Linked DNA regions of Homo sapiens: region 2 is linked to region 1. The links are chromatin loops, found by intact Hi-C in ENCODE. Cell type or tissue: B cell. All regions are shown on one strand.

What was found. Hi-C counts contacts between places; a loop is a spot of excess contacts. Peaks named below come from ENCODE experiments on the same cell type or tissue, not always from the same donor. Only the 100,000 strongest peaks of a DNase experiment are listed, where the experiment ranks them.
Region 2: a loop joins it to region 1, with 26 times the contacts of the local background. A loop is called at or near these places in 7 of 110 quality-filtered maps.

The regions. Positions count from the first base shown.
Region 1 is chr11:13,665,119-13,673,118 of GRCh38, reverse strand. It overlaps FAR1 (fatty acyl-CoA reductase 1), which reads right to left and starts at 4,451. Exons shown (of 12, transcript NM_032228.6): 1 at 4,313-4,451. RefSeq lists an enhancer at 3,892-3,941 and silencers at 4,022-4,301, 4,412-4,901. In B cell, a CTCF peak has its summit at 4,816; DNase peaks (open chromatin) are centred at 4,608 and 5,678; H3K4me3 peaks cover 2,532 bases; H3K27ac peaks cover 1,803 bases.
Region 2 is chr11:14,234,146-14,242,145 of GRCh38, reverse strand. The region is part of intron 6 of SPON1 (spondin 1); the gene reads right to left. Among named protein-coding and RNA genes, the nearest start is that of RRAS2, 120 kb to the left of the region's middle. RefSeq lists an enhancer at 4,526-4,575. In B cell, no CTCF peak of the experiment used is centred here; a DNase peak (open chromatin) is centred at 4,365; H3K4me3 peaks cover 658 bases; H3K27ac peaks cover 1,547 bases.

The DNA.
Region 1 (8,000 bases):
CTCTTCAAATTGGGAACCGAAAACAATGGTGAATTTATAAGTGTTTAAGTTGATCAGCTATATCTAAATCCAGCACTTCCATTTTGTCTTACTGAACTGAAACTCTAAGCCTGTTGCAAACCCATTAATGAGAGGAACTATAGAACCAATGTGTAGGAAGAAGGATATAAAGCCAAAAGAAGCAGTTAAAATGACACAATTCTATCAGTGGTTTGTTGGGTTTTTTTAAACCTTAAATTCATGTATTAAACTCTAAGAAAACAAGTGTTCAGGAAAACAAAGACTGTATCTCCACCATTCAGGGTGGGTTAGTAACTTGATCCTTCAGGTTAAGCAAATACCACCTTTCAGTACATACAGTTTCAGTTTCCATCAGTGACAATCCAGTCATTTCCAAGATAGGAACACACCTACCAAGGTGGCTCTTACCAAGTAGGGACTGAAATAAGACTATCTTCTCTCCTACCCCAAGTTCAGACTAGCCTACCCACATTTTCCTGAGTATTAGCTCATTTCAGTTGAATGCTTGTCCCCACTAATTATAAAAATAATGCTCACTTTTTTTTTTTTTTTTGAGACAGGGTCTCACTTTGTCACTTAGGCTGGAGTACAGCGGCATGATCAAGGTTCACTGCAGCCTCAACCTCCCAGGCTCCCATCTCAGCCCCCCAAGTAGCTGGGATTACAGGTGTGCACACCACCTTGCCCAACTAATTTTTTTTTTTTTTTTGGATAGAAAAGGGGTTTTGCCATGTTGCCCAGGCTGCTCTTGAACTCTTGAGCTCAGGCGGTCTGCCTGCTCATTTTTTTAAATTTGAAAAAACTAAAAAGTGCAAGCATTTTAAAGCATCCATGATCTTCCAGCCAAAGATTAAAACATTACAAGGGGTCATACCATCATCTTTCCTATGAATCTGACCATAACTGTGAAAATATTTAAATTTGTATAGAGTACCTGCCACTAAACACAATTAACTACCAGCCCAAACATTAATATCTTCATTCCAGCTTTCTTGTGACTAAATTCACATTACTTTTTTACTTACTTAACTCAATGGTTTCTTCTCAATCGTTCTGAGTCTCTCAGCTATATACTTTGTTGCTAACCACCACCTCTTTAAAACTCTATCCCAGGTTTCTCTAAACAGTGTATTCCTCAGTATCTACAGAAATCTCTCCAACTAATCTTTTTCTTTCTTCACTGGCTCTTCTTACATAAACTGACAATCTCTAGAAAATAGATGAGGTCTGACTTGAATTTTCTTGTCAATATTGAACACCCAGCACTTACTACAGTGCCTGGCATCAAGCAGATGCTCAATTAACATTTACTGACTGATTCTGCCAATCCTGACCTGTCCCCTCCTAGCTGTGTGACCTTGGGCAAGTTATATCTCTCTGAGTCTTATCTCCCTCATCTATAAAATACAGATAATCAGAAGATGAGATAATATTTGGAAGGTTCAAAACAGTGTCTGCCACAAAGTAGCACCCAATAAATTTTGCTATTATTATCAATATACTCTAGCACAGGACTCAAAAATGTTTCCAACTTATGATATATGGTTGACTGTTAAACCTACCTCTCAATAACCTTACTTTCACTTCATTCTCCTATAACTATCAAATATTTTATGCTCTTTCCTTTACTACCTATCTCCAATCCATTATCAACTGTTAATTTTCTCTCCTAACCAACATAAAAAATTATTTATCAGCTAAGCTGCAACATAGCCTTGGTTGATTTCCAAACCCCTAAATCTTCATTCGAATCTTCAATCATCCTTAAAAACCATTTTTAATTTGTCACTCTTGTCCACAGTTGCTTATACCAAGTACAAACTACTGGAATGTCATCCTCATGTCTTGTAATAACCCACATCCCAACTTCTAGTTCACATGATGGCTCAAAACTCACCTCTTTCAGGAAACCTTCCCTGATTCACTCCACGCCACTCAGATTACTTCTCTACTGCAAGTCGCCTCAGCACTTAGGTATTGTTATACTAAGGGCAAATGTGATCACAGTAAACAGCATCACTAAGAAATCGCTTTCACAAAATTGTTTCTAGATCATAAATAATGGTCCATTAGTTAAAATGCTTTGCTGATCTGGTTAACAAGCAAACATGTTACACAGCAAATGCTCTCTTTGGCTTCTGTCCTTGACTCTATAACTCTTCACAAACCTTTTGTCCTATCCTCAAACAGAAACTCTATCTCCCATTTAAATACACTGGAAATATGGTAGTGGGCCACCTTCTTTTCTACTACCTCTTCTCTGACCTCAGTCTCTGCCTCCAGCCTCTATCCACACCCCATAAATAAAAATTCCAAAAGCTTCAAATAGAATAGCAGTGATGCATACATACCATGTCTTTCCTGAGTGAAAAAAAAAAAAAAACCCTCAAGCTACTTAGCTACAAAATTCTTCACAAGGGTAATAAATTTCCCAACAAGCCTAATACATAATCAAACTCCAGAAAATTTATGTGGAATTTTTATGGATAAATTTATGGAATAATTTTGGCCGGCGCGGCAGCTAACGCCTGTAATCCCAGCACTTTGGGAGGCCGAGGCGGATGGATCTCTTGAAGTCAGGGGTTCGAGACCAGCCTGGCCAATATGGTGAAACCCCGCCTCTACTAAAAATACAAAAATTAGCCGGTGCGGTGGGGCATGTCTCTGTAGTCCCAACTACTCGAGAGGCTGAGGCAAGAGCTGATCACTTGAACCTGGGAGGTGGAGGTTGCAGCGAGCCAAGATCGCGTCACTGCACTCCAGCCTGGGCAACAAAGCGAGACACACACACACAAATTTATAAAATAAAAACAAAACAAAACAAAAATTATAAAATAATTTTATGGAAAATGTATGGAATAACAGGGCCTGGGTGGGGTGGCTCACCCCTGTAATCCCAAGCCTTTGAGAGGCCACGGTGGAAAGATCTCTTGGGCCGAGGAGTTTGAGGCTGGAACGAGCTATGATCTCGCCACTGCACTCCAGCCTGGGCGACAGCAAACCCTGTCTCTGTTTACTTTTTAAATTAATTTGAAAAAAATACATCAGGATTGTACTTATACGTTAATTCTCACTTGTATTACTGTAAGAGATCTTGCATCATTTTTATGCTATATTACACATGCCCAACATGACAGCTGAGAAACTCCCCTGGAGGGCAGATTTTCTGAGAGTATCTTCTGATGTTGTCTTTAAACCAACACTTTTTTTTTTAACATAAAGAATTAAGGGATTCCTGACTGCCATCTAGTCAAAAGCAAACAATATGTATGCCATTACTTCGGAGGGAGTGAGTTCTTGTGCTGCTGAGGCAAAACGAGATGAACTGTCACAGGGATGGCAGGAGGGGTGGAGTGTAGGAGGAGGATCAGCCCCAGTAGTGAGAATTAAAAACTCTTTTGAGTATTTGGCCCTCCACTAGCAGTAAATTAACCTTCAAACCTGACCAAGACACTACCTGAGACCCTCCACTCTCCGACACCGCAGAATCAGACAACTGTTCTTGCTCAACTACTCATAAAAGATTCACAGCCTTCACCTACCACACATAAATCTACCGCGTTTGCTGCTTGTATACTTTGTCCTAACAGACCAACTAATGCCTTCTAGTCCAATAGCCTCCCGTCCACACCTCACATAAAACCTTCTCAGCCACCTTCCGGTTTCAGTAGGTGCCTCTTACTCCAGATCCACGTGTCCCCAGTTCTCCAGAGACCTTCACCTTCAAAACCCAAGCCCGTCCCCCCTTCACTCCCAGCTGATCTCCACCCAGGCCCTATCAATCCTTACTTCTAATAGGCCAACCACACTCCCCGGCCCCGCGCCTTCTCCCTCAGCACCCTTTTCTGAGCATCACCTATTTCCCACCACTTTCTTCCTCCCCAGACCCGGAATCCTGCAATCACTAGGCCTCCCTTTGCCGCTACCCTCCCGCGAGCACGCGGAGCCCGCTGCTCGGCTAACCACCCCGCCCCACCTTCGCCACCTCTAGCGGCCTCCCACCCCAGGCGGCTCCCCGGGCTCCGCGGCTGCAAACCAGGCCCCACCGTACGTCCCCCACGCGGTCCCGGCCCTGTGAAGGGCGGCGGCGGGGCAAAGAGGGGCAGAGACCACCCGGGGTGAGGCGGGCGCCCTCACTTCTGGGCGTACCCGGGCGGGGGCGGGGGCGGGACGGCTGGTCGGCGCCCCCGCCTCGGCCAGGCCTGCAGCCCGAGCTCCCGCAACCACTTCCCGAGCCAGGCGAGGAGGAGCCCGCAGCCCGGCCGCTCCCGCTGGCGCACCCCCTTCTCACCTAGACGCAGAGGCTCAGGCCTCGCTCTCCCACTGGCCGTCCAGCAATAGCTGCGCCGCCGCCGCCGCCGCCGTCGCGCTCTCTTCACTCGCTTTTCCACCGCCCGCGACCGGCTGCTGAAGAGCGGACGGGCAGTGGCACGCCCATTGGCTGAGGCCCGCAGTCGCGTCAGCCGGCCCCGACCGCACCTCGCGACGTGACTGGCTGGAGCGGCGCCTCTTTTCGACATCCGCTTTTGATTGGCTCTCGCGCACACCCTTATCCGCAGGACCAGTCATCCTCCTCCCTGCTTTAGCCTCTCACCCCCAACCCGGTTTCCCTCCGGGCGGGAGTGGGGCGGGAGCGGACGCCCGCGGAACGCGAACGGCCAATGGGGGCGCGGAGAGAGGGCCGGGAGGTGGGCCCTGCGGCCGGGAGGCTCGCGGGGGAATGCTCAGCCAATGGGCCCGCGCCCCACATCTCGAGTCCTGGAGCGCCCCCGCCGGCTGCTGGCGTCCTGTCGGGTCGCGCCCAGGGCCACGCCCGGCTGTCCGTCGCGCGGGAGGGGCGCCAACTCCCAAGGTTGGGAGCACGCAGCGAGGCCCGCGCGGGAGACAGCGGGGCTGCCATTGTGGCGTGCTTAGCGCTATTATGGTGGGGCCCGGGGGCCCTCCGGCCATTGCTGGGCGTGAGGGATCCGTTCGGAGAACTACCAGCTTGGCGGGTGTGGCCCGGGTCGGTGAGAGCGAAGAGCTCTACGGACCCCTGGAGCCTCCACGGGTCTCGCCCAGTCCCAGGGGACTGTGGGCCCATTCATTCCACCTTCCACTTCCTCCAAAATAATTCCCTACAAAACTTACCGGTAGTGATAGGAGTTAGAATAACGTTTACTTCTGAGGGGTGGGGCACGAGGGAACCTATGGAAAGCTGGAAACATTGCGTCTTGATCCTGGTGGTCGTTCCGGGCTGTGTACACATGGAGGAATTCATCGAGCCGGACACTTAATAGTATTACCACATTCATACGGCTCATTTTTAAAAAATAATAAAAGGATCATGAGAATTCTGTAATAATATTACCACAATCTTTGGGCTCCGTGGGACTCCATTGTATAAACAGTCCGCATTAGGATTTAGCTGTCATTCAAAACATGCAAGCCATAGGAAGAAAAAAAAAGATTTGTGAGAAGCAAAAATGAGTGAACGCTCTTGGCACGGTGAATAGCATGCACAGGTTGGTATTTAGGGATGGATGGCTCAGAGTGATTTTTCTGTGGGGATTTAGAGCTTGTTTCAGTGCCTGGCCCTGTTAGTAGCTAAAAGCAGTCATAGTGCTGCATCCAGTTGGAAACTACAAAAGCTCACTGAACTGCCTACTTTGTGGCAGATGTTAAGTTCTGGCTCAGGAAACTAATTTGAATGCCATGGCTTCTGCCTCGATGAGCTCACAGTCTTGCAGCAAGTACTGTCATTTCTGGAGGAGGGCACAGAACACAAAGCTAACACACTTGCTTACCCTCAGGGATGTCGCATTCCGCTACTTTAGGCAAGACAGTGTATGCCTGGAACCCATCCAGTCCAATAGCCATAGTCATAAATAGCCAGGATCAGGTGAAACACTTCTTAGAAGTGGGTCAAAATATTCTCCCAAAACAAACGTAAGAACTATGGACCAAATTCTAATCTGTAAAAGAACACAAGCAACAAAACAAAGATTACAGTATTCATATTTATTAATTTAGTCATTAAGTTGTTTAAATCAGGTAAATGCCTTTATTTAAAGTGCTTGTCACTACACTAGGCATATAAACTTGGATATGACAGTATTCCACAGAACATAGGGTTTAATGGAGAGACAGACATAAACAATGCCAGTGTAATACAGGATGAGGGAATACCTAGAAAGAGGATGTAACCCAGCATGGGGGATTCAGGAGCATGTTAGAACATGTGTAGCTAAGTTAACCACTGCTAAGGTTTATCAGTATACTGATAGGGTAATATCACTATAGGAAATAGACACTATTTCCAGAAAATACTTCATAAACTTTTTGTTGTTTGTGCATATGTCTTAATTTTAAAAATTGATATAAGTACAAAAGCAAAGTAATGCTTAGTTCTGAGGAAAATATGATGTAATTATTAAGTAATCACTTAATAAATGATTCTCAAAAATAGCCGTACACTTGAGAGCACAAAGGGATCTCATTTGATTCAAGTCAATGTGTATGAAATGTGTGCCTCCGGCAGACCCCCACAAATGGACAGAGTGCTTTCTGGAGGAAGACTTTAAAAAACAATGGATCACTCTCCAAGATGGTACAATTTCATGGGTAAGGCATGTTGTATGACTCGAATCTTCCATAATATACTATCATTCTTAAATGAATTCAGAGAATTAATAAATCTACAAAAAGTGAGTAATAAAAGGCAGTGAAAGATTTTGCACCAGAGTTTAAACTAGAAAAATGTAATGACATCAATCATTCATTCATCTGCCTTTCCCATCTTTATTCAGCAAGATCCCTGAAAATTGGGCGCCATATATTGGTATCAACTGCATTATAATTTTATTCAAACATGAAACAACTCTACATCTTTTTGATCCATGCTATAGAAACAATATCTTTTAAATGAAGGTAAATTACACCAAGCCAAAAATGTACCATTATAGTTTCTAGCCTAAAGGGAGATACTATATATCATTGAGAAAATATATAGGAATAAAGACCAAAACGAATATGCTACCCTTAACGTGGTTGGCATATTGGCCATAACGTGGCTATTATGACTCTCAGAATTTCATAACATTTTTAGAAACAAAAAACAAGTTCAAGCATTTTTATGCAAATACTGCTCTGAGGAAACAGTTTTCTTCTGGCATGTGTCATTTTCTAACACTTTTTTTGTGGAAATGTCTTATTCAGTATAGTTCTGATGAAGTCTTCACTTTATCCTCACAGCAGCCCTATGCAAGTATTCATCTATTCATCTAAATTCTGTAGAAGACAAACTTGAGGCTCAGTGAGGCAAGTAACTTGTCTAAAGACACATAGCTGTTAGGTGGCAGAAGTAGGATTAAAATCTAGATAGATTTGATGGCAAGCCCCATTATCTTTCTACTTATGCTTCATTTGCCTCTTCCAAAACCAGACCAAGTCATTATGTCTTGTCATTATACATCTTTGTATCCCTCACAATAAGTAGTACAGAGTCTTTTTTTTGAGAAGGAGTCTCGTACTGTCGCCCAAGCTGGAGTGCAGTGGTGCAATCTCGGCTCCCTGCAAGCTCTGCCTCTCCGGTTCACGCCATTCTCCTGCCTCAGCCTCCCGAGTAGCTGGGACTACAGGTGCGCACCACCACACCCAGCTAATTTTTTTTTGTACTTTTAGTGAAGATGGGGTTTCACCATGTTGGCCAGGGTGGTCTCAATCTCTTGACCCTCTGATCTGCCCGCCTTGGCCTCCCAAAGTGCTGGGATTACAGGTGTGAGCCACCGTGCCCAGCCTTCAGCCTTTTTTTTTTTTTTTGAGACGGAGTCTTGTTCTGTCCCTCAGGCTGGAGTGCAGTGATGCAATCTCGGCTCACTGTAACCTCTGCCTTCCTGGGTTCAAGTGATTCTCCTGCCTCAGCCTCCCGAGTAGCTAGAATTAGAGGCACCTGCCACCATGCCTGGCTAATTTTTGTATTTTTAGTAGAGACAGGGTGT
Region 2 (8,000 bases), 570 kb before region 1:
AGAGGTTATAAAAAGCTTTCTGGTCCATGGCTTCCCATTTACCATGCAGGAAGGGGCTGCTGGGTGGTGGTGGTGCAGAGGAAGTTGGCTTAGCCAGACCCAGCGTGGTCTGGGCTCCTACAGACAGTCCTGGGTGAGGGGAAGGGCCCACAAGGACAGGGCAGCGGCGGTGAGCCACCCAGGAAGCTTGCAGCCTCCTCCTAGGCTCAGGCTCCCCGGGGTACCCTCTTTCCATCAGATGAAAAAAATCTTGGGATGCACAGACACCCCAACATTCACATGTCTGCAGGCAAAGCATTTCCCAACAGAGCAGTTACATTTCTCATGCTCTGAGAAATATATTTATTTGTTTACAGTGTATCCCTTCTTCCCTCCTAAGAAATATCTGTTGAATGACCGAGAAGTTGTTTATCTTGAAGTCATATATGGAACACAACCTATCTGTCTCCTGAGTGCCAGCTCCATGTCTCCCCAGACCTGGTTTTCCTCCAGTCATCTCATATGCCTCATGGCTGAGCCCTTCCTCTGACCTCAGAGTCCTGCTCCTCCTCCAGCAGCCCAGCCTGGGTTGAAGGCACAGCTCAGGCGTGCCTGAGCCGGGTGCCAAACACCAGCAGCTCCCTTCACCCCCGACACCAGTCAGGCTGAGGATTCCTGTGTTCACCTCCTTCCACAGTCTCCCCTCTGGCCACCCCATCTCCAGTATCTTCTTGCTTCCCCCAATTCATCCTCCACTTGCTGCAAATCTGACGGTATCTGTCTCCTGCCAAAACCCTTCAAAGGCTCCTCACAACTTCCATGACAATTTCTTACTTCCTGAGTTTTGCTTATGGGGTCCTCATCATCTAGTTCTGCTCCACTTTTTTTTCTTTGATTTTTAATTCCAGAATAATACACACATTGTGGAAAATTTTAGCATCACAGAAACTCACAATGTAAATGTTGAACACAGTCTACTTCAACAGCAACCCTGCCTTCTGTCTCCTTCTCCGTTTCCAGAATATTACAGCATGGTGTGTATCTTTCCAGATCTTCTACGATGCACATGTAAGGATGTGTGTGTGTGTGTGCAGGCATTATATTTAGCTTTCCCACCAAATCTGTGTCATACTGAATATCTTGTTCTGTACCATGACTTTAAAATATTTCCTTAATATCATATCACGGGAAACTTTCCATCAGTACGTACTACATACTATGTACACTATATACTATATATCTTAGCTCTCTTTTTTGATTTTTAAAGTGTTGGATATCTTCAAATTATGGCAAGCCAGGTCAAGACTTAGAAAAAGGAAATCCAAGATATCAGATCCTGGTAATGAGATACTGTCTGATGACAGTCTGTTTGCTCTTGAAGAAATATTTCACTAGAAAATAAAATCAATGTGGGTGGAGTGAAGGTGGCTGCCAAGTTAGCTGGCCATGCAGATTCACCTTGCTTTACAGTTAAATTCTGGTTTACAGGTCCCAGCTGATATAGTGATTTTGCTTTTGTAATATATAACTACACACACACACACACACACACACACACACACACACACACACACACAATATTGCTTCTTGGCCTTTTGGCCAAGATCAAATGTATAACTCCACAAGTATAGTTTGGAACCTACATTACCATTTATTTATGGTGATGAAACTCCATTTAGACCTATGGAGGCTCCAAGGATGGTGGGACCATATGTGTGGGCATGACAGCTTCCTGCTGTAAATCTTTTCATCTAGTGGTTACACAACATCTGCAGGGTCAACAGCTTATTGTTCTCTTTTTTGGTGATCATTTGAGTTAAATGAAACAAGAAAGCAGGAGCATTCTACCACATTTATTTAAAAAGCTAAATATTTTTGTTGAAGCAGCAAGTTATCTGGTAGAACTTAACTTCTATAAGGATCAGAGAGAATCTTGCTCATTCATGGCCATATCACCATGCCTACGGCCGCTCAGTAGATTGTTGAAAAAGCAAAGCCACACCATTCTCTTTGATGTATGCAGAGAGTTATGTAGCAGGGGATGTTCTCTAATTGATTCCACTGGCACCATTAGTAAATATTTAGTTGTTTTCATAAATGATGCTGTGATGAAGACTCATGTACGTATTTATTTGCTCATACATCCAAGGATTCCTGTATCATTGAGTCATAGGAGTGATCAAAATGTGAAGCAAATTTAAAACTGTGGTCTGCCCTACCAAATTGCCCTCCAAATGTCTGTACTAATTTCTACTCCCAGCAAGGATGTGTATGTGCCCATGTTCTCAATTTAGGGCACACGGGATACTATCCATCTTTTTAATGTTTATGAATCCAGCAGGCAGGAAAGTAGCATAGTTGAGAAGCATAAGCTCTGGAATCATACCTGAGGTCATATGCTAATGGTACCATTTACTAGCTCTGTGTTTTTGTTTTGTTTTTGAGACAGGGTCTCACTTTGTCACCCAGGTTGTAGTGCAGTGGCACGATCTCAGCTCACTGCAGGCTCAGCCTCCCGGGCTCAAGCAATCCTCCCACCTCAGCCTCCTGAGTAGCTAGGACTACAGGTGTGCACCACTACTCATGGCTAATTTTTGTATTTTTGTAGAGATGGGGTTTCGCCACATTGCCCATGTTGGTCTTAAACTCCTGAGCTCAAGTGATCTGCCCGCCTCGGCCTCCCAAAGTGCTGGGATTACAGGTGTGAGCCACCGTGCCCTGCCAAACTCTGTTTTTTGGCAAGTCTTGTGACCTCTCTTAGTTTTCTCATCTGTGAAATAGGGTAAAAAGAGGATCTTCTGCATGTGCTTGTTAGGGGGACTAAATGACAACTCATGTAATGTGGCAATGAAGTGCCTGGCACATAGCAGGTGCTCCACAAAAATTACTGATCATTCTTATTTTTACTTACATTCAGGGTAAGTTCATATCAGAATTGACTTGCGCTGCCTGAGTACAGAGACTGGAGCACACAGTTGCAGGTACAAACCCACAAAGCCTCAGGAGAACTTGCCTCCATTGAAAGCCAAGCTCTGAGTCCCAGGGAGCATATGATGGAAGGCTTATGTAGCTTGGATGGGGGCACTAGGGCCCTGGGCATTTCACATTCTGAAGAATGAAGGACTTAAATTCAGAGTAAGCAACCCACACTTCAGACTTAAATGAAAAGCTTATTTTAACAAGTCTCTAAGGCACAGACAGGAACTTTCAAGAATACTTAGAGCCCCTTCTCAGCTCCCACAGGACCCTTTTCAAACAAAGTGTCTCAGGGCATCCATCGTTCATGGTTCATTTGGATGATGCCAACACTTTTCTAAAGACATACCAATTAAAATAGGAAAAAACCCAAAGATACTACAGGTCACTCATATTCATCTTCCATTTTGCTTTTGTAAGCATATTGTGGGGATACAACAGCTGTACTTGTACCTCACAGTTACTGGTACCAAATGGGAAGAGCATATCCCCTAACAGGCCATGGGCTGAGGTCAGGTCTGGAGGGAAGCGGGTTCATGTGGAATGAAAACAGATCTGGGACAGATCTGTTCTGGAGGCAGCAATTACATCAATACCAGGAGATAAACAGGGTGGTCTGAGCAGAACAGAAAGTAAGACTGTGAGTCTAGGGTCGGGGCTGGTGTCTGAACCAATCTTACCCCACGCTGACCCTCCTCTGCACTCCAGAGCCAGCCACCCAATGAGGAAGAGCTCCACACATCCCAGCTGTGCCCACAGCAGAAGGCCAGAGTCTGTCACATCCCCCTGCCCCTTTCTTCCTAACTTTTTGACTTTGTCTTCCAGTCCTGAACCACAAGCCATTTCCTCATCCTAAACATTCCTTTGCTGCTGGTAGCACTGAGGCTCAGACCTCAGTGTGGAGTCAGCCTGGCCAACTTGCCTGATGCCCCTACCATCTCTCCTCCCCACAGGAAGAGAAATGGGATGCAATCCATGATCAGAGAGGGAAAGGAATAGAAACAGGTGGAAACAGCAACAATAATAAAACAATAATTATTTATTTTTTATGTGCTAAGCATCTTGCTAACCTTGCAAATTGCCTAATAGACAGCATCTGATTTAATCCTTACAACACATTTGCAAGGTGGATATATACGTTTTAATCCTCAGAAACACATTTATTTGGCCAAATTAGTTTCACAGTTAGTTAACTGGCTGAGCTAGAGTTTAGACCTCAGTCTGATTCTAGAGGCCACACCCGTTGCCACCATGAACCCAGGCAGATGGGGCCTGAAAGTGCACACTGTGGCCCAGGAGAACCAGGCCCACCCCTCCTACTTCTGCTGCTCTTAAGGGCATGTCCTAGCCTACTTTCAGTTCTGCATATCACAGCCACACGTGGAAGAATATCAGACCATGTTCACAACACTGAAAGTTACTGCTGTTCTGACGACCGGTTTGATGAAGCCGGGAAGGCACAGGCTCCTTGGGCTGAAGAAAAACTGTCTGCTACTAAACAGGGGAAAACCCAGTGCCACTAATTGCAAATGCAGTGATACGCAGCCACACACACAGTGTGCATTCCCCCATTCAACAGCTTGTTTCTTACAGAAAGCTTTGGAAATAGCTATCACGCTGTCCACTGCAGATGAGGAAGCTGTGGCTCAGAGGAGTCAGGTCATTTGCTGACCACACAGGAACCACGATTCCAACGCATGTGTATCTGACTCCAAACTCACATTCTTTCCACTTTCCCTGACTGTCCTTCTTCTCCATCCTTCTCTCCTCCCTCCCCCATGTTGCTCATTTTGCAGTGAGAGCACAGCTGACCCTGGTTGGTGGCTTTCTCCAAGGAGCCCTTGCTTTGAGGCACAGGATCACTGGGGTTCCCTCTGGGAGAGCAGTGTCTGGAATCTTGCGTGGAGACCCCGGTGAGCACTATTTGGCCCCATTATTTGCTTTTTCTCTTTCCCAGTTGCCATGCACAAAAAATATCCATCCTGACAGCTTCTACCTCTGAAGGTAACTTTTTCATGCCTGGGTGAGTGTTCTGGTGATGAGTAGCAAGAAATGAGCCATTTTATGAGGTGATAACGGGGCTGTAAGCATCTTTAAAACCAATTGTGCCCAACAGTAGCCTCCCCTCATTTCAACAGCCTCTGGGCTTCTCAGGTCATAAATAAAACAGCTCATATTTGGTGGCACTTTGCAGTTTGCCCATGGTCTGCACTGCTGCTCTCTGAGGAAGGCAGGAGGGTGTCCCCATTTCTCAGGTGAGGCAACTGAGACTCACCTCTCCTCTGACAGCAGACTCACTGCTCCCGTCAAGGTCACCAGTGACCTCTCCGTGCCAAAGCCAAAGTCAGTGCCCAGCTCTCAGCTCTTGTGACCCCTCAGCAGTATTTGACACAGCTGGTCACTCACTCCCTCTGCCTTGAAAAGCTTTCTCCTTGGCTCTGGGACTTGCTGCCTCTGATTTTCTTTCCACTTCATCAACTCTTCCTTCTCAGTCTCCCTCGCTGACTCCTATTCACTTTCCTCTAAAGCTTGAAGTGCCCCAGGGCTCAAGCCTTTGGTCTTCTCTTTTATCCACACTCCCTTGGTGATTTCATTTAGTCCCCTGCCTTAAAAAGCCAACTGTGTATATGCTGATGATTCCTAAGCTGTAATCTTCTATTGCAAACTAGCCTCTGACTCTAGACTTGCATATCAGCCACTCAACATTTTCATCTGGGTATCTAAGTGGCATCTCAAACTCAACAACGTGCCTGAAACCAAACTCCTGATCTTCCCCTCCCTAAGCCCAGCCTCCTTCATTCTTCCCATCCCATTACATGGCAATGCCGTACTTTCAGTTCCATCCACCCTGGATGCCTCTTTCTCTCCCACCCTGCAACTGATCCATCGGCACACCCTGTCAACTCCACTTCCAAAATATCTTCATGATCCAACCACTTTCCGTCTCCTGCCTGCCTCCATCCTGATCCAAGCCACCATCATCGCTCAGCTAGATGAGTGCAGTTGCTTCCTAGCAGGTCTCTCTACCTCCCCTCCCTTCCTCCAGACTCTTGTTCGTGCAGCAGTCATATCATGCCATTCCTCTGGCCAAAATCCTCCAGTGGCTTTGCATCTCACAGCAGACAGGACCTTGCTCTGGTCCCCCACACCCTCCATGGTCTGCCTGTCCTCCTGAGCCTCATCTCTTACTACTCTTCCACAACCTGGGTTTCGGCATCCTGGACTTCTTATGTATCTTTAAACATGCCAGGCACACCTTGCACTTGCTGTTCCCTGTGCCTGGAATGCTGTTCTCCCAGATACCAGAGCACTCTCTCCTTTGTTTCCTCCAGGTCTTTGCTCAAATGTCAACTTCTCAGTGAGGACTTTGATGTCCATGGCAGGTCCCTGCCCCCTTTTTGACTCAGCATCCCTATTCCTTTATCCCACTATCTTTTCTTCATAACATTTGCCATTGTCCAGTTGACTGTGCATTTTGCTTACTTTTTTTTTTTTTTTTTTTTTTTTTTTTTGAGGCAGGGTCTTTCTCTGTTGCCTAGGCTGGAGTACAGGGGCATAATCATGGCTCACTGTAGAATGACCTCCTGGGCTCAAGCCATCCTTCTACCCTCAGCATACCAAATAGCTGGGACTACAGGTGCCTACCACCATGCCCAGTTAGTTTTAAAATTAGTTGTAGAGATGGGGTCTTGCTTTGTTGCTCAGGCTGGCCTCACACTCCTGGGCTCAAGCCATCTGCTTGCCTCAGCCTCCCAAAGTGTTGGGATTACAGGCGTGAGCCACCATGTCCTGCCTTATTTACTTTTTATTGTCTATCTCCCCCTGCTAGAATGGAAGCTCCAAGAGGGCGAGGGTGTTTGTCTGTTTTGCTCACTGCTGTACTATCAGTGTTTAGATCTGTGTTGGGAACACGCTTAACTAATACTTGTTGGGTGAATGAGAGGCTGTGATGAGGAAGGGGCTGGTGTCCTCCGAGGCCCAGTCCGTGGGCACTCCCTGGACCTAGGATGGAGCCAGCGCAGTGTGAAGTGACACTCATCGACCTGGGTGTCAGCTGGAGGCGCTGGAGGAGCAGTGAGAGTCCCAGCATAGAGCCGTGCCAGCACTGCCAGGTAGAGGAGGGGAAGGGACAGCATACAGTGACCACTTTGGGAACCGTGGTCAGAGCTCACAGGTTCTGAACCTGGCTCAGGTGGGCTGGCTGGCCGTTCATAAGTGCTCATTCTATGCCCCGTTCCCCGGGAAGCAGCCACCATCACAAGCTGCTGTCTGATCAACTATTTTAGAGCAAGAGAAAGTATCTGAAGCCCATTAGCAGATCCACTAGAAGATGATGCGTTTGCACAGAAGCATTTCAAATTCAATTTCTTTTTATTTCTTTTCAAACACAGCTTGTAATTTCGATGGGAAAATTGCATAATGTCCGTAGATAATGATTTTCCCCTGAGATGGTTTTGTGGAAGCAGCTTGGCATTTCTGAAGCCAGAGAGGAAGGGACCATCAGAGCTGTTCCGGGCCTGCCCCACTGCCCCTCCGCCCAAGGGCTGCCTCCGGTGGGTGGGAGCTCTGAGGACTCACATCACCCTATGACCTTCTGTGTGCTGGCACTGGCCATCGGCATTTACTTAGCTTGTCCTTTGGTAACTGAAGTACCATCCTGGATTTAACCTCATTTTCTGCATTTTTATTATGTTCTTTTTAGTGCTCACACAAGTCTGCTGCTCCCCTGAGTAAAATCAGTGAGCAAAGGAGCAGAAGAGGCTGATGGGGCATGCCTGCCTCCCATCCCACCAGCCCCCAGGACCTGCTCTTCCGTGGTCCGCCTCCCCATCTTCTACCTGACCTTCAGCAGTCAGAAAAACCTTAGTGCCAAGGCCAGAGCAAAGAAGGGAAAAGGGGGCCACAGCAGAAGGTATTCGAACATCACGTAGGTGATGCCAAATCCAAACAGGAGAGAACATCAAGCAAGGGCTGTCTGCCTTCAAACAGAAAGGGCTGTGAGGAAGCCCAGCCCATGATCCAGGCCAGATCTGACTGGAGGTGCC